Linked DNA regions of Homo sapiens: region 2 is linked to region 1. Evidence: chromatin loops called from intact Hi-C (ENCODE). Cell type or tissue: K562. All regions are shown on one strand.

Region 1 (2,500 bases):
GGACACTGAAAGCAAACTAAAAGCTCCTGCATATTATAATCAGGACATCATGAGTGGCATTCTGTGGGAAATATTTTCCCTCCATTTTGAGTGTGCTTATGCTACATCAGTGACATTCCTAATCTTCTTCAGAGCTGAAATGTAATATTGCATGGACAGAATTTACTGTTGTAATTAGACCAGATCAGGATGACATGGATTAATGGATAGCCTTAATAAAATAGTTTTTAATTCTTCACTGATAATTTTAAATGTAAGTTTTCTACCTAAGGCCATGAATAGATCAGAAACTTAAATCTGTTTAATATTTTCATGTAGCGTTTCTCATTATGTCTAAGTTAAAAAGGGCATTAAAAATATGCTACTTGAGGGAGAGACTAAAAAACAACTGTACAGAAAGAACTGTGCTTGATTTTGTATCTTGAATTTTAAACTAAGGTAGCTTCTTATGAGAACAATCCAGAGAGTTATTATGATTTTAGCATTGAGAAGACTATTAATGTGAAAATTGCTTTATTATCATTTTGACCTTATTACAACATTTAGGTTCACGGTAGACCACCTATTAAGTGATTTTTCACCTTTGAGAACAGAGGCATAGGTAAAATTGTTTTTATTAACATAAAGTTCATATTATATTAATTTGCTGTATAAGCATTCATAATACACAAAGGCTGACTAGTTCTTGATGTCAAAGGAATTGTAGTTACAATGCTCCACGGAAAAGGAAACCCTGAACATTGTTACTCACATCTTCTGTGATTTTTTTTTTTTTTTTTTTTTTTGCTATAATGCAGTGAATGAATTTCAGCCATCATTTACTGAAATCTGTTGCCTGGGGGCTTAGAACATTCTTTATATTTAGCAAGCAGGAAAACTAAAATCGTGGCATATGAATAATGAAACAGACATATGTACTCCCTCTGGTGAAGTGGAAATAAATACTGTACACCTTTACAAATATTAGTTTATTTGTCCATTTTACTTCTATCCATAGGATTATTTTGCATTCTTTTTCAATGAAAATGACTAGAAAGTGTTCACAGTTGATAAATACATTTTCAGAAATACTAAGGCTTATATTGCATTAGTAAAATATTTTTGTTCTTTATAATTTTATATAGTTTTTAAATTAAAAAAGCATATAATAGGTGGTAAGTGCTAATGATGGTAATCAGGCATCTGGAGCGGAGGAATAGTTAAAATTAAAGCTTCCTTTCCTACTCAGAAAGTGACCTAGAAACGGCTTTCAGTGCCTTAGGATATTTGGCCTTGCCAGCCTTAGGGAGGGTTGAGAGGTGCAGGTTGTCTCTGAAGTTTGTCTTTATGTTCTATTAACAAGTCTCAACCTCGAGGCTGTGTCTGATTTATGGGCTTGGCTTGGTTCCACCCCTCACAGAGGTGGACTAGGGAAGCAAAGGCAGCAGCCAGGCTATCCGTCACCCAGAAGCTAACTGTAACCAGCTGATTTAGATTCTCTGCCTTGCTTGCTTTTCCTGAACTGTTCTTCATTATCATGATTCTGGTGCTCACATTATCTGAGACGGCAGGCTTTCCAATATTTTTATTTAATTTTTTTCAGTTTGTACCTCTTCTGACTGGGGTAGTTTACTTGATAGTGTTTAAATTCAGTTTTTTTGGAATACTGTGATTATGACTTTATGAATATATTAGGGATAAACATGCTTCTGTATAGTCTTCTTAATATTTAAATGTTTGAAGATAAGGGATGAATTTGGAAACTGAATTTCTCTCTCAGGTTTATTTATTCTTATTGTCAATTGTTAGCTACTCAGGAATGGCTTTAAGCCAGAGCAGTTAATTCTTTTCTTACCTTGGTGAAAGTGGGATCCAAGACTTTCAAGAGTCAGCTGAAAGGGTGATGCTGCACATTCTATCACTGGAGAGGGGAGAAAGCAGCCTTTTAAACTATTCCTGCACTCAACAGTTTAGTTATCATTATTTTATTGAGAAGAATAACCAGAGCTTAGCCACACTCAAATATAAAAGTACTACTGGCTATGTGTTAAGTGTGTTAGTACATTATTTCATTTAATGCTTTAATTTCATTATTTCATTATTCCCATTTTTACATGTGGGGGTTCTGAAGCTCAGAAAGGGTCATTTATCTGCCAAAAAGTCACATAGCTTGTAAGCAGTAGAACCAATACTTGGGCCTCATGGACTCTGTAATGCATGCTCTCAACTACTGTGGTGATTAATAATAGCGCCCAAAGACAAAAATAAAGGAGTTAAAGCATTGTATCATTTTTTTCATGAGTTGTTCTAGCTCCATTACACAATGACTGTTTTAGAAACTGATCAGAAAATATGCCCTTAAATGATTCTAAAAATCCTTTTTTAAATTACATTTTAACTCTCAACTTGGAGAATATATAATAATCACTGGTGTTTTACAGTTACCAACGATGAGGCAGCAGTTGTGGTGATTATGAATTATTGCCTTAACCAATTTATTTTGCTGTATTTTTCTTTTTAT
Region 2 (2,500 bases), 160 kb before region 1:
TTTTTTGCTCATAAACTATATGCCAGATACTTGACATGCAGTATTTTTCATGGCATCATGAATTGGATAGTATCCCCATTTTGCAAACAAGGCAACTAAGGCTCAGAAAGTAAGAATAGACTCCCCAAGATCATATACATTCTAAGTGGCTCTTTCTAATTCTGAAGACCATGCTTTAGGTCACACTGTGCTGTAATGACTTAGTTGTAGAAAAGCAATGGGCAATAAATGTCATTTGGTTAACATAACCTGAAATTCTACTGCAGGCGATTTCTATTTCTCTGTCATTTCTCCTGTTTTGATACTTCATGTTTTCTTTCCTCAATGTCTTGGAAAGTACTTCCAGAAGGCAAAATTTATACAGATTTTAATCTTTGTGGGATGAAGCACTCATTTATTTATAGTCTTACAGAATGTTATCGATACTTTTTTTCTGTTCCATGTAGTATTGTTTTTTTTCCCCCTTTCAGTTTAAAATACAGGCATGCACTTAAATATTTCTAATAACATGTGGTAAGGGCTGGGTCTCTGCAGATCTAAGATCCTCCTGTACCAAAATACAGATCAATGTGATGGCTTGTGATAATAAGGCTGCTCCTCACTCCCAGAGGAATTGTCAAATCCTTGTGTTTGTTGAAGCTTTGTGTTCCAACTTAACTATCCCTGACAATCTGTTTCTTACCTGTTTTAAGATGCTGCAGAATTCTTTAAAAACAAGATGGATTTTGTTTCTAATAACCATAATTATTTTTAAAAAGTGCCTTTGTGATGAGTTGCCTATCATGTGCCTGGTGAACTGAACTTTAAATGACCTTTTTGCCCTTATTATTGCAGCCGTTGCCTTCCAATTTTATATATAAAATATGAAGGAAAGGGAATTTAAAATAGAATTTATTGAGGTACACACAGCTTCAGCAGCTGCTGTTACAAGGGTATCATCAAATACCAACACTGACAAAAACCCATGGGGTCTATTTTCCAATTCAATCTTGAAGGAAATTTACAATAGTGAGTGTCTATGGCAGTTGAGGTTGGGTAAGATTTAGATGACTCATTTCCCTTATCTAATGAATTCAGGCCCTGCAAACTTTGCAAAAGCTTTAAACTGACAAAGCACCAAGAGAGTTGATGTGAAATTGAAAGACAGCTGGCATGGACTCAGAGCCTCTTGAGTTTAGCTCAGAAAGCTGCAAACCTGTACAGCTGCACAACTGTCAGGATAAAGATTCCAGCATAAAGATAGTCAAAATATTGCTACAGATGAAGAACTTTATGTCTAAAGCCTCTATTCCACAAAGAAGAGTCATTTTAAATAAAGAATGCACATGGCATTTTTACATTTATCTTCATTTTGCTAAGATAAAATAGATGAGAATGTTTCAATCTCCAACAACTTAGGTTAAAAAATTCAATTAAATATGAAAAATAGTTTTAAAATTTTTAAATGATCAAATCATTTTCCTGGAAGTAAAACAACTTTGATGTGGTTTTCCTTTTCAGGCTGTCTCTTTCCGATTCCTCGGTTTTGACAAGTCATAAGGATAATATAACACTTTGTTTTATTATGTGGTGAGAAACTCTTCAGAATGTTTCTGGGTAAGAGCACACTTAAATCATTAGGTGGGGAAACAAAGCTTGCTAGGTTTGGTGTTTTCAGGCAATAAATGATATCATCAATTATAATTTGTATACCCTTTTTTTAAGCAGAAACAAAACCCAAGTCAAATGGCATTTATGGCACAATTGACATTTTACTTATGGGAAGATAACTCAACATTAAAGGTATAGTTCGCTGAACAGTGATTACAAGGCTTATTGTATTAATGAGAACTAAAAAGTTCGACTACATATTCAAAGGATCCCCATGGCCTTTTATATTGCCCATCACAAAATCCTTTTCAAGCAATTTAAATTGTATCATGATTGGCTATTGGTATTTGAGAAATGGCATTAAACTCAGGCAAATAGTGAAATTCCACTGTATAGAATGGTATCTGTAAAATAAAATATAAATGCAAAACTGAAAAAATAGGAGATAAAATCACATGATTTTTACAATGACAGTATGTTGTTTAAAATGCAGAAAAAAATATGCATGAGTAGTTCCAAATCTTTATTTTATTCTAGGTGTTTTATGTCTTCTTAGACTGTTAGATCTAAAAAACTCCCTTTTCAATCCTACTATGTATAATGAGACTAAATCATAAACTATGTTTAATGCATTTTAAATTCATATGCAACTTGTCAGCACCTCCATTTAAAAATGATTTTACTTTTCATAATTTTATGACCACTTGGCTATAATATAAAATGCTAAATATATCAGTGTATGAAAACAAATTGAACTTGTAGACTGTGGACTCCTGTACATTACTCAAGATTTAGGTGAAACGCATGTAAAGCTTTTTCTGGCCTTGACTAGAAAGAAGAGGAGAGCCAAAAAACAAAGAGGAGAGTCAGTCTCTTCTTCTTTGTTTTTTCATTTCTGTACTAAAATTTA

The links. Peaks named below come from ENCODE experiments on the same cell type or tissue, not always from the same donor. Only the 100,000 strongest peaks of a DNase experiment are listed, where the experiment ranks them.
Region 2: a loop joins it to region 1, with 3 times the contacts of the local background. A loop is called at or near these places in 4 of 110 quality-filtered maps.

The regions. Positions count from the first base shown.
Region 1 is chr2:195,321,415-195,323,914 of GRCh38, reverse strand. All of the region lies in intron 1 of LOC105376755 (a long non-coding RNA gene), which reads left to right. Among named protein-coding and RNA genes, the nearest start is that of LINC01825, 210 kb to the left of the region's middle. In K562, no CTCF peak of the experiment used is centred here; a DNase peak (open chromatin) is centred at 1,414.
Region 2 is chr2:195,485,781-195,488,280 of GRCh38, reverse strand. No RefSeq gene overlaps it. Among named protein-coding and RNA genes, the nearest start is that of LINC01825, 46 kb to the left of the region's middle. In K562, no CTCF peak of the experiment used is centred here; a DNase peak (open chromatin) is centred at 1,090.